Regions from separate parts of the Homo sapiens genome. Here region 1 is linked to region 2. A link is an interaction called in ENCODE POLR2A ChIA-PET data of the cell type or tissue named here. Cell type or tissue: GM12878. All regions are shown on one strand.

Region 1 (8,000 bases), 290 kb after region 2:
GTGTTCAGATGTACATATAAAAGATATAAGCACAGTATGGGAACAGGGTACCTCCCCATCCCAAAGGGGTCATGTACATTCTGGAGTGTAATGAGCATGTGTGTGGGCGCGCGCGCACACACACACACACACACACACACACACACTGTCTTTCTCTCTCTCACTCTCTCTCAACACAAGCTCTAAATGCATTCACACAATTAATACCCAATTACAGTCAAACATGTACACACATTCACTGATGCTACTCTTACCCCATGACTGGCCCTGGGCTGGATGCTGGGGACACAAAAATAAATTCAAGGAGGCCCCAGTCTAGCAGCACACACAGACACTTGGATGAGCACCTAATGACTGAGGAGCTCATTCTGCAGGAGCGCAGAGGTAGGCACCAGGGATAAAAGAAGACACTTGAGAGTCAGGCCTTGAGGTATGAGTAGGAGCTTGCCAGACAAGGAGAGGCACAGCCAGGCAGAAGTGGGCACAGCATATGCCAAGGCACGTGGGAACGAGCGAGAATCACGCTCCCTCCACCCCCTAGCAGAGTCTGAGACAGATTCTGCTGTGCCCCAGCCCAGCAGGGTGCACTCACTGACAGATACAGGTAGCGGTACTCATGGGAGATGCAGCGAGCAAAGCTGGGCAGCCCCCAGTACGCCACGCCTTGGGCACTGAGGAGACAGCGGCGGCTGGCAGACCCTGCAGGGCAATAGGACAGAGGTCTGGGCATGGGGGCCGAGCTCTCACCCACACTCCTCCGTATCTCAGAGAGGCTGGGGGCGCAGAAGGGGGCAATGAGAATGGCAGGGGTGGTGGTGGTGGGGAAAGCCACCTGCCCCTTACCTGAGGCATTCGGGGGGCACTTGTTGTAGATGATCTCGCCAGCAGCTGCCTTCTTCCACGTCATCAGCATCACGTACTCATCCCTGCACATCTCATGGAAGGCTGTGGGTGCAGGGGTAAGGTTCAGCTGGGTCCACACATGGGGCCCCCAGCCCCCAGGGTCATTAGGGCAGTACCTGGACACCTCTTCTCACTACAAGGCTTCACCTCCTCTCCGGTGCCCTCGCAGGGGTAGCCCTGCGTGCCCGTGGCCTGGCACATGCGGAAGCGGCGCTGCCAGCCTGTGTCACACGTCTTAGAGCACAGGCTCCACGCATTCCATGGCCCCCACTTGCTATCAGTGGCTGTGGGAGAGGTGAGGCATATGAGTGGGCCCAGGTACCCCCATGGTCAGAGCTGCAACTTGCCACCACTGTGCCAAGCACTCACCCGGGCACTCGAGGTTGCTGCACTCCCGGGTGTCAGTGAGGGCACCCGTGCATGTGGCCCAGGCTGGGCCCGCCACGCTGCACTTCCGGCTGCGCTGTTGGGTCCCATTGGCACAGGACGTGGAGCATGGGCCCCAGGGACCCCATTCTAACCACTGGCCTTCCACTGCATGGGGAGACACAAGCAGGGGTGGCTGTTGAGCAGGATGTGTGAGGGCTGGTGGTGTGGAGAACCACAGGAAGACCCAGAGCCTGCTAGGCATTCAGATTTGAGCCAGGCCAGACCCACTGGAGTGGGGAGGGGAGGGGGTTATGAGGAAGGCTGGAGTGAGCAGGTGGTGCCTGGGCCTCATGCTGCCTGCCTGCCACCAGCTCCAGAAATACAGGACACCTCTCCTCTTAGCACAAGGCACAACTCACTTCTGGCTAAGGGAAGGGGCTGCAGGGGTGTCTTCTGATCTTTGCCAGCACTTCAGCCCAGCTTTGTGTCCTCTCACAGTCCAGCTGGCCATGCACCAAAATGCAAGGGCAGCCCAGGGCTTGGAGAAAGAGCTGTCCCCTCTTGATGGCGTCACAGGGTACTAACTCATGTCAGGGCTAGGGGTCAAGTCAGGGCTAGGGGGTCACCTCGCACACAGGCAGGCATACTTCTCCAGTCTCCCCATGCTTGGTCAAAGTTTAAGGGGCCCCCAGGGGCAGGTCACTGGACCTGACTGCCTCCCCAGGTCTCCCGACCCCCCACCGGGCTGGGCAGCGCCCTCATGGAAGCCCACGGGTGCTACTGACCCGGGCAGGCAGCCATACTGCAGAGCTTAGTCTGCAGCTCAGGACCCTCGCAGGCCTTGCCGCCGTGCTGGGGGGGCACGCAGGTCCGCATCCGGCTCCGGGACCCCCGCCCGCAGCTGCGGGAGCACAGGCTCCAGGACCCCCACTCCTCCCACACGCCGTGCACTGCAAGGAAGCACGTGGCCGGTGGCTGGGCGGCACCATGGCCCCGCCCACCACCGGCGCCTGCCCATCCGCCCACCAATCAGGAGCTCCGCAGCTCTGCGGCTGCTCCTCATTGGCTCTGCCCCGGGATCTGTTGCCAGGGGGATCTCCCAGGGCCCCACCAAGGCGCGACCCTTTGAAGGGATGTGCAAGACACAGGCTTCCGGTCCTAATTCACATAGGACAGCCCCTGTGGACGCCTGGACAAGGGGGCCAGGACCAACAGGAGGGGAACCAGGGGTCCTCCTCTCCTGAGGGCACAGGAAAATTCAGGAAAGGACCCAGGACCCACGCCATTCCACCCCTCCCCATCCCACCCACCCCTAGACCCAGAGCCTGAATACAACACAGCAGTCCGGGGGCAAGAGAAGCGCCCTTCCCAGCCCCAAGCGCACAGACACACAAATAAACATGAACCTCTACATGGACACCGACACACCGAGCTCACACGCTGGAACACAGCTTTGCCCCAGGCCTTTGCAAACTCCTGCCATACCCCCAGGTACCAAGAGCCCTTCCCAGGTAGGCCCTGCTCTAAATCCACAGCACCACTGGCATGGCCTAGGCCTCACTTCACCCACTCAGGGAGCAAGGAGCAGGACTGGCTGAGGCTACCCTGCCCTTGCCGTCTCAAGCAAGCACATGCATTTCCTTAACAACTACACACTCAACTGAGGGAGGCTTAGGGGAGGCTCCCTTGAGAGGGGGTGTCCAAAGGAAGGAGGGGAAGGTCAGGGAAGTGGCGTTTGTCTTAGATCTTGAAAGACAGGCTGAATTTGAATAGCCAAGGTCAGGGAGAAAGGATAGGACAAGAATCAGCAAATGCAGGGAGGTGGGAAAGTGCGCAAGCTACTGATATGGCCAGAGCGGAGTGGGTAAAAACACGAGCCTTGGTTACCAGGATGCAGGCACTGGGGGAATGATGTGCCCAGAACCGGGCCCAGTAGCATGGGCCCTGGTCTGATCCATCTGTGCCCCCAGTGCCCTGCACCGGGCTGGCATGGTACGCAGAGTTGGGCATGGTGTGGGGAACAGCCACATTTGTTGAATGAAAGGAGGAGGCAACCAACCATTTTGGAGATTAATCTGCCCAAGTCCCAGGCAGGACCTAACCCTGCAGGCAGGTGGGGTGGGGAGGAGGATGGGCCTACCTGGGCAGGTGGCTGAATTGTTGCAGGGCCTGGTCTCCCGCAGGGGCCCGCTGCACAGGGTCCCATAGGGGGAGGACACACAGGAGCGGGTCCGCACCTGCAGACCCTGCCCACACGTCAGGGAACACACGCTCCACGGGGACCACTCCTCAGCCGCCGGGTCGCCTACGAGAGAGGGACAGCGTCGGCGGCAGGGGGCACCTCCCAAGCACTCAGTCTCATAGGGATAGGGGGAGTGGCAGTAAGGTGGGGGCAGGCATCAGAGGGCTCCTCCTACCCTGACCCCAAGTAACAGGCTCTTCAGGAGGCCACCCAGCCCTTCCCACAAGCTTCATGTGGCACAGACGCGACTGAACTGCAGGACAGAGACAGACAGGCACACACCAAGCACACACACCACCAGACGCACACAGTCGGGCCCCCGCCGCAGAGGAAGGGAGGCGGGCCCGAGTTACCTGTCTGCGCCATGTATAGCCCAGGCTCATCTGCAGACCTCGGCCACTGGGTTTTCACTTTCGGTTCCTCTTCCGGCTCCTCACCTGGAACACGGAGGTGGTGGCAGGGGCTCAGCAAAGGCCAGCTAGGTTCTGTTACAGTGGCACAGTGAAGGCAGCCTTCCTTGCCCTCCGCCTGAGGGCCTGGAACCAACTGCATGATGCTCTCTCAGGATCACATTCTGCCCTCTGCCCCACCACCACTATTTCACAGACAAGGAAACTGAGGTTCAGAAGGCTACACAGGACTAGGCCCTGACCTCACAGTCATCTTTTCCACCTCTTGCCTCAGCCAGATGTGGGGGAGATTTAAGGGGCATGGCTGCCCATATGAAAGAGCTCTGGGAATGCTTCTGTGCCAAGTGCGGCCCATAACCCTCTCCTTTAGTCCTCTCACTGGAAAGAAGAACCATCATCTCTGTTTACAGATGAGGAAACTGAGGGCTAGACAGGGGAAGTGCCTTGTCCAAGAGCACACAGCTGCATTTGCTCCTCCATTGTACTGACTCCTAGGGGCTGAAAAAACATCCAAGCTGAGCTGCTGCAACCCTGGCCCCGAGCCTATCTCTGAGATACAGTTCATGCTCCCCAAGCAGCACTGGACTGTGACCTGGAGGCACAGGTCAGAATGCCACTCCTCTGAGACCCAAGGGGCCTAGGACAAGTGCCCACATCCAACAGACCTTTCTCCTGCTGGCCCTGAGGCCAGGAGAACAGCAGGTGCTCGAGGAGGCCAGGCTACCTTGACCCTGGCCCCACCAGGCTCTCAGCTGCCCTGATTTATGTGTCTGGGCTAGGCCTTGGAAGCACTACCAGCCCTGGTGGCTTCCATTCTCCAAAGCCTGGCCCTCCTGCACAGACATGAGCTCATCAGGGCCCTCTCCCACAATGGGGTGTCAGGGAGGGGCAGACATGGGCACAGAAGGGAAAGGCCCAGCAGCCTCTGCATGAGCAGGTGGGACTGGAAGAGCCTTTGAGGATGGGCTCACCCCATGCTATCCCCAGACTATTAGGTGCTCCTCTCCCCCACCTCCAGGCTCCTTCCTATCTCTAAAAGCCAGCAGTACTGGACAGGCACGCTGAGTGTGAAGGGACCCACCAGGGCTGCCTCTTCCTGCCCCCTGCTGCCCAGCCCGGGCTCTGCAGCTGAGAGGAAGCTCTTTCTCACCAAGCATGAGGAGCAGCCACCCTGAGCAAATCTGCTGCTGGGGGCTCAGAACTGCCACCCAGCCCAGCCTCTGGTCTCATCCACTCTGGGGCCTTTCCCTCCACGTCAGTCACCAGCCCCAGGGCCTGATCCACATGATCCCTGAAATTTCTCCATCTCTGAAACCTGGACTCCCAGAAGAGCTTTGGAGTGAATTAACCCTGGATCCCAAATGGGGTGTGGACATTGACCAGCTGTGTGGCCTCGGGCATGTCTCTTCACCTCTCTGACCCTGCTTTATCCTCTGGAGAACAACATTCATTATACTCCGCCCCCAGGACTCACGTGAGGACCCCCTGCCAGGAGGGCCTTGAAACCCTCAGCACCCTGCTTGGCACACGGCAAGTGCTCAGAAGACAGTCATTCTCGTTTATTTTTATCATCTCCCTTCTCTTCACAGCCTCCACCCCTTCCAGCCCCTCATGTGCCACCCGAGCCTACTCCCTCTGAATAGCATCTGCAGTTCCACTTGGCCCCTGCCTCTCTTGGGACCACAGAGGAGGTGGCAGGGCCAGGCGTGCCAGCTCCTCGATCCCCTCCCCCAGCCCTGGAGCCTTGTGACAAGCTACCCTCTCCACGCCCACCCCCAGGCTGCTGAAGAAATCTATGGCTGTGCCAACTGGCACCATGACAGCTTCAGGGGCTCCACATCCGCTGGGCGCCCGGGACTTCTCAGTGGCCCTTCTTGGCTCTGTTCCTTCCTCATTCCCCGCTGTGGCCATACTGCACCTTGTCCTCTCTCCTCAAGCTCATCTCTGCCCACTCTCTCAGCGATGACCTCAACATCGGGAGCCCCCAGCTTCTTGCCCAGCCTCTCCAACTACCAACTTCCCTGCAGCCCTTCTCCCCACAAAGGCCAGCCCCGTGGCCTGGGCCTGCATCCCCCTCCTCCAGCCTTCTCAGGAGGGCTCCACCCATTATCCCTTCTCATCGGCACCCTGTCAGCATTCTCCCCTTGCGGCAGCCCAGGAACAGATCCAGGCCTCCTTCGCTCTCGGAGAGGCCCTCCTCTGACCCTCTGTTTCCCTCCTCCGTCAGTGACTGCTCTGCAGCCAGCACTCTGGTTTTTCACCTGACACTCACTTCCTGGCTCAAATATCACCTCCCCTGTTAATCCACTGCAGTCTGGCTTCTGCCCACATCTCTCTGCTGAACGTGCTCTTGATAAAGTCATCAGTGTCCTCCTTGTTGCTAAATCCTGTGGATACTTTGCAGACCTGGTCTCACTTGACCCCTCAGCAGCATTTGGTCCTGCTGACTCGTCCTCCCTTGAAGCACTCTCCTGGTTTCCCACCTCTCTAGCTACTCTGTCCCCATCTCCTTGAGGGGTCTATTTTCCTGCTGTTTCCCATATCAGGAGTCCATGCTTTGTCCTGTTTTCACTGCACGTGCTCCCCACCAGGCTTAATTAACCCCCTCTGAACCAATGCTCCCAAATCATCATCCCCAGGCCCTGCCTCTCCTGTGCTCCATTCCTGGATATCCTCCTGCCTCCTGAGCAGTTCTCCTGACCATCAAATTCAGCATGTCCAAGAAGCCCACCATCTACTCTCAAATCTCTACTTGCTTGTTTCCCCACCCTCTTTGCCTAGAAAACTCCTACTTGACCTTCAAAACCCACCTCAAATGACCTCTCATCTATGGAAACTTCCATATTGTCAACTCCCCAGGCAGAGTTGGCCACCCCCTCTTCTATGTGCCCTTTCATCACAGATGGGTCCATCTTCTGACTGTCAGAAATACCCCCAACTCTCTACCATAAGCCCGTTGAGGGAAGGCTGTGAGTCCTCTCCTTGACCCCCAGGGAATGCCAGCACAAAACTCAGCCCAGCGAAATACCAAGAAATAAGCACCAATGAATACATTGTTCCCAGCTTCCCCCACAATGGGGCTCACGAGGAATGGTCATTTGTAATCTTGACTCCCCATGCAAAGTATCAGCTCCGTCCCACAGCACCAGCATTCAGATTTGATATGCCAGCCTGCACCAAAGGGACCACTAAGACAGGCTCAAAGACAGAGCTCCTGGCCCCTATTTATTCACAAACACTTTGGAGGTGCAAATCCAGCTGAGAGTCCTCCCATCCAGCTCCTGTGTGGGCTTCCTGCCCATCGTCGTGTCTGGGGCATCTACCAGTCTGGCATCCAGTGCCCACCAAATGCGGACACGTGAGAGACCAGCCTGACCTGCTTGTCGGGGTCTCACACTGTTTCCTGTGGTCCCTGCTCCTCTTCTAACCACTCACAGACCATCTGCTGGCCAGCCCCACAATGTAACAGGAGGGGCAGGGCGAAGCGGGAGTGGGTTGGGGTCAGTGGTTTCCAGAATTCACCCTATTTGAAAATCAGAACATGTCCGAGGTTCAGTTTTTGGATCCCTTTTCCGGCCTCCTGAGCTGGGCCAGAGAGGGGAAGGTACAAGCCCAAGGCCACACAGCCAGGCCCTACACTGCCTGCCTGCCCCTCCATTCCCACCCATCCCACTCAGAGGAGAGGAGAGGCCAGCAATTCATTCCCACACAGGGGAAGGCTGGTTCTCCCTGGAGGGGGAAGAAGACAGATAAGAGCAGAGGTGTCATTTACTGAAACAAACACTTAGTCAGCACACACTGTGTGCAGGCCCCAGCCAGCCCTGAGGCCAAAACAGGGCAATCCAAGAGGAAGCTGAGCCAGGCAGGGTCCAAGAGGACAAGGAGGGGCCCCCAGAAGGGACGTGAGTACCCCCAAGAACTCCTGAGTGTTCCACCCAGTGAGCTCAGCGGCTTGTGGGCCAGGTGCCCCAAGGCCTGCAGTCCTGCAATCTATCAGCTTTCCCGTCGGGCTGCCAGTCATGGGCACAAACAGATGTGCTGCCTGGGACACACTTCCCCACTTGACCACCTGATAA
Region 2 (8,000 bases):
TCTAATGACTTGGTATAGTGTAGGTGCTGATTAAATGTTTGTTGTATGGATTGATTAAACATGTGTTTTGGCTCATGACCTTGTGTATCACTTAGGACGCTTTGAAGTATAGCCAACAGAAAGCCCAATTCAAAGTGCTTTAAAAAGTAAAGAAAATTTATTGATTCGTGTGACTAAGAAGGTCAGAGGTAGGTCTGGCATCAGATGAGACTTGATTAAGCTGTTTGACAGTGTCACCAAGAGCCTGATTTCTTGTCATCTCCCTGTTCTGACATCTCTGATGTTGGCTTTATTTTTCCTCTTCTTAATTTCAAATGCAAGACTTTATGACTAAACCTATAGACTTATAACAAACACCACATACCACATATGATTCTTCATAATAATCACTACCACTAGTTGAGTGACTTCTAAGTTTCAGACACTGTGATAAGCTCTTTATGTGACATGTCTCATTAAATCCTCACATAATTCTGTTAAGTACGTACTATACAATTTTCTCTTTTATAGGCAAGGGAACTGAGGCTTTAAAGAATATTCATTATTACAAAATGCCAGTGTTTTATCAGGCTTCAGTTCCTCCTTACAGAGGAAGCTACCCAGGAGAGCTAATGTGTCTATTATACATGTTCATTCATTCACTCATTCATTTTTTTGACAAGTATTTCTTTTTTTTTTCTTTTAGTTTTTCATTTCCATAGGTTTTTGGGGAGCAGGTAGTATTTGGTTACATGAGCAAGTTCTTTCGTGGTGATTTGTGAGATTTTGGTGCACCCATACGTAACCTGAGCAGTATACGCTGAATTTAATTTGTAGTCTTTTATCCCTCACCCACTTCCTACACTTTCCCACTGAGTCCCCAAAGTCCTTGTGTCATTCTTCTGCCTTTGCATCCTCACAGCTTAGCTCCCACTTATGAGTGAGAACACACGATGTTTGGTTTTCCGTTCCTGAGTTACTTCACTTAGAATAATAGTCTCCAATCCCATCCAGGTTGCTGTGAATGCCATTAATTCATTCCTATATGGCTGAGTAGTATTCCGTCATATATATATACCACAGTTTCTTTATCCACTCATTGATTGGTGGGCATTTGGGTAGGTTCCACATTTTTGCAACTGTGCTGCTATAAACATACGTGTGCAAGTTATCTGTTTCATAGAATGATTTCTTTTCCTCTGGGTAGATACCCAGTTGTGGGATTGCTGGATCAAATGGTAGTTCTACTTTCAGTTCTTTAAGAAATCTCCACACTGTTTTCTATAGTGGTTGTACTAGTTTCCATTACCATCAGCAATGTAGAAGTGTTTACTTTTCACTGCATCCACACCAACAACTGTTATTTTTTTATTATGGCCATTCTTGCAGAAGTAAGGTGGTATTGCATTGTGGTTTTGATTTGCATTTCCCTGATCATTAGTGTTCTTGAGCATTTTTTCATATGTTTGTTGGCCATTTGCATATCTTCTTTTAAGAATTGTCTATTCATGTCCTTATCCCACTTTTTGATGGGATTGTTTGCTTTTTTCTTGCTAATTTGTTTGAGTTTGTTGTAGATTCTGGGTATTAGTCCTTTGTCAGATGTATAGATTGTAAAGATTTTCTCTCACTCTGTGGGTTGTCTGTTAACTCTGTTGACTGTTCCTCTTGCTGTTCTAAAGCTCTTTCATTTAATTAAGTCCAACCTATTTATCATTGTTTTTATAGCATTTGCTTTGGGGTTCTTGGTCATTAAATCCTTGCCTAAGCCAATGTCTACAAAGATTTTTTCTGACGTTATCTTCTAGAATATTCATAATTTCAGGTTTTAGATTTAACTCCTTGATCTATCTTGAGTTGATTTTTGTATAAGGTGAGAGATAAGGATCCAGTTTCTTTCTCCTACCTGTGGCTTGCCAATTATCCCAGCATCATTTGTTGAATAGAGGGTCCTTTCCTCACTTTTTGCTTTTGTTTGCTTTGTTGAAGATCAGTTGGTTGTAAGTATTTGGGTTTATTTCTGGGTTCTCTATTCTGTTCTATTGTCTAAGTGCCTATTTTTATACCATTACCATGCTGTTTTAGTGACTATGACCTTATAGAATAGTTTAAAATCCAGTAATGTGATGCCTCCAGATTTGTTCTTTTTGCTTAGTCTTGCTTTGGCTATAAATGAATTTTGGTTCCATATGAATTTTAAAATTATTTTATCTAGTTCTGTGAAGAATGATGGGCTGGGCGTGGTGGCTCACACCTGTAATCCCAGCACTTTGGGAGGCTGAGGCAGGCAGATCACAAGGTCAGGAGATTGAGACCATCCTGGCTAACACAGTGAAACCCTGTCTCTACTAAAAATAAAAAAAAAATTAGCCGGGCGTGGTGGCGGGCACCTGTAGTCCCAGCTACTTGGGAGGCTGAGGCAGGAAAATGGCGTGAACCCAGGAGGCGGAGCTTGCAGTGAGCCGAGATCGCACCACTGCACTCCAGCCTGGGTGACAGAGTGAGACTCCGTCTCAAAAAAAAAAAAAAAAAAAAAAAATGATGGTGGTATTTTGCTGGAAATTGCATTGAATTTGTAGATTGTTTTTGGCAGTATGGTCATTTTCACAATATTGATTCTACCCATCCATGAACATGGAATGTCTTTCCATTTGTTTGTGTCATCTATGATTTCTTCCAGTAGTGTTTTGTAGTTTTCCTTGTAGAGGTCTTTCACCTCCTTGGTTAGGTATATTCCTGAGTTTTTTTTCAGCTGTTGTAAAAGGGGTTGAGTTATTGATTCGATTCTCAGCTTAGTCGCTGTTGATGTATAGGAGAGCTACTGATTTGTGTACATTGATTTTGTAACCTGAAACTTTGCTGAATTCATTTATCTAGCTTTTTGGAGGAGTCTTTAGGGTTTTCTAGGTATATGATCGTATCATCAGGAAACAGGGACAGTTTGACTTCCTCTTTACCAATTTGGATGCCCTTTATTTCTTTCTCTTGTCTGATTGCTCTGGTTAGCACTTCCAGTACTATGTTAAATAGAAAAGTGGTGAGAGTGGGCATCTTTGTCTTGTTACAGTTCTCATAGGGAACGCTTTAAACTTTTCCCCATTCAGTATTATGTTGGCTGTGGGTTTGTCATAGATGGCTTTTATTACATTGAGGTATGGGTCTTGTACGCTGATTTTGCTGAGGGTTTTAATCATAAAGTGATATTGAATTTTGTCAAATGCTTTTTCTGCATTTATTGAGATGATCATGTGATTTTTGTTTTAAATTCTGTTTATGTGGTGTATCACATTTATTGACTTGCATATTTTAAACCATCCCTGCATCCCTGGTATGAAACCTACTTGATCATGGTGGATTATCTTTTTCATATGTTGTTGGATTCAGTTAGCTAGTATTTCGTTAAGGATTTATGCATCTATGTTCATCAGGGATATTCGTCTGTAGTTTTCTTTTTTGGTTATGTCCTTCCCTGGTTTTAGTATTAGGGTGATACTGGCTTCATAGAATGATTTGGGTAGGATTTCCTCTTTCTCTATCTTGTGGAATAGTGTCAACAGGATTGGTACCAATTTTTCTTTGAAAGTCTGGTAGAATTCATCTGTGAATCTGTCTGATCCTGGACTTTTTTTTGTAGCTAACTTTTTCTTACCATTTCAATCCTGTTGCTTGTTATTGGTCGTTCAGGGTGTTAGTAACAAATGCTTGTTCCTCGATGCTGCAAAGAAATGCACTTGAACATAAATTTAATTTTCTCAGCAAGGCAATTTTTACTTCTATAGAAGGGTGCGACTTGCGGATGGAGTAATGGCGAAAGCATGCCTGAACAAGGGAAGGGAAGTGGTTCTTATTCCTGATGCAGGTAGCCCCTGCTGTTGTGTCATTCCCCTATTGGCTAGGATTGGACCGCACAGTCTAAGCTAATTCTGATGGGGTATTTTAAAGAGAGCAGGGGTACGAGCCAGAGTGTCAGGGTGAGTAGTTTGGCAGGAAGGGCAGTTATAGAACAGGTGACTCAGGATGATTCAGGTCAGAGCAGGTGACAGGGGTGACTCAAGATGGAGCAGGTGGCCAGGGGTGACTCGGGTCAAAGCAGGTGACCAGGGGAACAGATGTGAACTACTGATTAGAACTGGCAGGAAAGTTGTTTACTGAAACTAGAGGCAAGGGGGGAGGGCAAGAGAACCAGGAAGTTAGACTTAAAAATGGAGAATAAAGAATAAGAGAGCTGAACATACTGACATACTGATTCTTTGAAAAGAAACTTGGAGTTCACTATCTTTAACAATCCCCCATCTTGAAATTTTACAGTTGTTTCTCTTCAAACTTCTTTAACATGTCTTGGCTTAGTTGTTCTGCTTGATTCTCTAAAAGAAAAAGCTTCTCTGAATAAGGTGGAGGAGAATTAAAGGAGGTTTTAGTAAGTGCTGCCTTTATGAGCCTCTGCACCAGCCTATGGATGCATGGTATGACACAACACCTGAAAAGAATGGCTATACCTATTATGGCTGCAAGAGAAGTAAGAATTGAGGCTATGATTCCTTTCCATTTACTGAATCATTTTTCTAGCCACCTGGTGAAGCGGTCATTTACTCCTGAGTTTTTGGCTAACTCGTTAGATAGAGCAATTAGACCTTGCAATGCCTTTGTTATACTTCCATCAGGAGCAATATTGTTTGGGATGAAGGTACAACATTGAGTTTTAATCATGATGCAAACTCCTCCTTTTTCTGCTAACATTATGTCTAAGGCTATTCTATTTTCCCAAGCCATCTGGCTAGTAGCCCCTAATTGCTCAGCTATTTCTTTAATAGCATCTCTAGTGTAGTTTATAATAAACTGCTGTTGGTTGTAATAAATGTAATTTATCCAATCTACATTTTTATTAATTGTTACCCACCAAAATATTGACTTACATCCTGCAGCTATTTGATTTCAGGCTTTAAATTTATCTGGTACTCCTGGTGGAACTCCAATAGCATTTATATAAACATGGGAATCAAAGGACCCATGTGAAGCACTTCTTTTACGATTTTCTTTTTTTTTTAATCGTGTTGACGGAATGCTAGGGTGAAAGGGATGGCCAATTGGACTAAAGCATGAGTGCTGCTTTAATTACTTGGCAGAGTACCCAGCAATAGTCCCCTGCAATACCACTACACATCTGCTCGGGGATGAACAAGGGCAGACTGATGGGTAACCTCTTGAAAAGGCTTGGTTTCACTGCACCCTGTTAAGTCTCCAAGGAATGCTAACTTTTTCCTCTGCCATGAAAGGCAGGAGGTGAAGTAAACACCAGGGGCTGGAGGCTGGATGGACCTCAGGGGCTGACCCGCAGGGCTCTTAACCTCAGGGAACAGCAGTGAAAGAGTCTTCCATCACTCATCACCCCAGGCTGTGGGGTTTTGGAAGAGAGCTACCATAACAGCTCATGCCCGGTCCGTGAGAGGACCACCCAAGTGGAAAGGGGACAATCTCTGTCTCTGGGCTGCCTGTCACACAAGTCTAACAGTCACTTTTGTTTAGCATGAGAACAGAATATTTAATCCATTCAAGCCAAGCATTTGTGTCCTGATACCCTGTGTCAATTGCTATAGTTTGTTTTAAATCTTTAACCTCTACAACTACTTTGGTTTTATCATTGGGTATATAACAAGAGAAGGTTTGGTTAGCGGAGAACTTAAGAGAGGGAGAAGGGGGTGGAGGAGGTGAGGCGGCAATGAAGCGCATTTCAAAGGATCCTATGGGGGTTGTTCCCTGAGACTTCTGCCCCTATACCATAGAAATGGCTTAATGGAGGGGAAGAACTCTGGGGAGCAGCGATGGTCATCTGTACTGGATTCCATTGGTTCAGCTGACAATGTGGAGGGATAACTCCTTTAGTAAAATGAACATATGGTTTTAAGAAACTGCAAGTACTAGTTGGAGCAGTCCATCCTCGCTCTTTAGTATTTTATAGGTCCATATAGTATTTTATATGGACCAACTTCAGCAGAGAAGCTCTGCTGTAGAAGGACAAGATTCCCAGTTTATACTGGAATCTTCGTCAAACTCTTCTCAAACTAACCTATCCCAGTTAACAGATTTCCAGTCTAAGGAGAGCTAGGGAGGATAAATATACTTTTCTGAAGCAGAGAGTTGCTTCTGACTTGGCAAGTCTCCACAGCGTATAACAAAGCAAGCATCAAATGTAATATTTTGAGGCAAAATTGGCTTGGTTACATTAATAACTAGGTGGTCAGCAATAGAATGAGGAAAGAAGTAATAGAATAGATGAAAGAGAGTTAAATTTTTCTTAGCTTTAGTTTGGTAGGGTTTTCCTCTGGGACTATGGTCCATGACCGTGGAGGGGGCGGCGCTTTCTTGACTCGAGTGTGAGGGGTCCACCCTTTTTCTGCTGTCCGGACTGCAGTTTCAGTAGTTAGGAGCGCTAGGTAAGATCCTTCCCAGGCTGGTTCTAATTTTTCCTTTTCTCTAACTTTTGACAGGGACGTGGTCCCCAGGCTGATGTTGGTGTGCTGGAAACTCTAGGGGTGGCACCTGTGCTAAAAGACCTTTAGTTCTGAGGGAAGGGAAAGTAGACGATAAACCAAGTATATAATTTCTGAGAAATTGTTCTTTTGTTTTAAATGTAGAGAGATCAGTAGTAGAATGTAGATAAGGCAATCCATAGAGCATCTCATAAGGGGACAGGCCTGTCTTTTGGGGGAGCAGTTCGGACTCTTCACAGGGTAATATGCCTTCCTACTTTCCCTGATGAAGGTGGATGCCAGAGAGTATGATATCCCCATGTTATATCCAGTATCTGTGCTAATTTCTTAGTGACATGTGCTGTGAAATGAGTCCTATTATCTGAATCACTGTTTTCTATTAATCTAAACCTGGGTATAATATTTTTAACTAATGCCTTGATTATATTATTAGCATTTGTACTTGAAAAGGGAATAGCTTCTACCCAATGAGTAAGGTGATCTACTATTACTAATAAATACTTTAGACGACCAGTTGGAGGCTTCTCTGTGTAATCGATTTGGATACTTTGGAATGGGCTTAAGCCTGGACTCCTTCCCCCAAGTGGTAATCTTTTACTAAGCAATTGTCTGTAACCTGTTTGGCCGGGGTACACATTTCTATGCACTTATAAACTCTGAGGACTGTGTTACACATGGCTTGGGGCCCCCAGTGGGTCTCTTGATGTAGTTGGGACAAGATTTCCCTCATAAGGGGTTTGGATAACATTTCTCTCTGGTCTAGCAATATCCATTTTCCTTCTGAATTTTCTTTAGCACCATTTTTGTTCGTTTTTAAACCAAAGAAAGCCAAACACCACTTTATATTTGACAATGCTTCCTGTATGATTTTATACCAGATAAGCTAAATTTTACCTTTATATTAGTGTGCTATTAATGTTAAGCTCAATTTTAATAAAATCTTGTAGACATTATTTATCCAATATTAATGTCTGACCATAAGGTAAAATTTTTACTCTTTTTAACCCTTTATGATTTTTGTTAAAGAGCAGTTTAGTGCTTTAAGAAAAACCTGTTGTGCTTTTTTTTAATGTCCAGTTCGCAGAAAAACTGGATGATACCCCCTTAACTTTAGCCAATATGTTTACACACAGAATTTCCTTTACAATTAACGTTTCAAAGCTTGCTTAAACCTTCAAAACACATTTTTTTAACCTTTTAATGTAGGTAAAAATCCACATTATTATACTTTCTTATACTCCTTTTACCAAAAGTATATTTTACTTTCCTTACACACCTTGCATATAAACTGTTTCTTCAATAGTTTTACATTCAGGAGGCCTAATTACTTTTAAATTATACAACATTTCTTGCATAAATTCCCCTTTATAACATTTTTCACAACTTTCACAGATAATCTTCAACATGCCTCAACTTTCTGACTTGTTGCAAACATCCCTTTCTTTAAACAACCAGTTAATTTATTTTAGGACAAGAATTTACCATATAAGATTCTTTTTATATAAATTCTCCTTTTTTAAATGTCAGAGATGA

Evidence for each region. ChIA-PET counts read pairs that join two places held together with the same protein. Peaks named below come from ENCODE experiments on the same cell type or tissue, not always from the same donor. Only the 100,000 strongest peaks of a DNase experiment are listed, where the experiment ranks them.
Region 1: POLR2A ChIA-PET joins it to region 2 with 6 read pairs; 2 of 35 experiments call an interaction of 5 or more read pairs at or near these places.

The regions. Positions count from the first base shown.
Region 1 is chr1:31,740,781-31,748,780 of GRCh38, forward strand. ADGRB2 (adhesion G protein-coupled receptor B2) reads right to left here. Exons shown (of 33, transcript NM_001364857.2): 5 at 3,868-3,951; 6 at 3,413-3,577; 7 at 2,058-2,222; 8 at 1,273-1,437; 9 at 1,020-1,187; 10 at 844-945; 11 at 593-699. Among named protein-coding and RNA genes, the nearest start is that of MIR4254, 14 kb to the right of the region's middle. RefSeq lists an enhancer at 3,989-4,038. In GM12878, a CTCF peak has its summit at 5,040 (motif pointing left); a DNase peak (open chromatin) is centred at 3,931.
Region 2 is chr1:31,449,839-31,457,838 of GRCh38, forward strand. The region is part of intron 1 of LOC124903900 (a long non-coding RNA gene); the gene reads right to left. LOC105378625 (a long non-coding RNA gene) reads left to right here. Exons shown (of 4, transcript XR_007065578.1): 4 at 1-811. Among named protein-coding and RNA genes, the nearest start is that of SERINC2, 41 kb to the left of the region's middle. RefSeq lists an enhancer at 3,435-4,634. In GM12878, no CTCF peak of the experiment used is centred here; no DNase peak of the experiment used is centred here.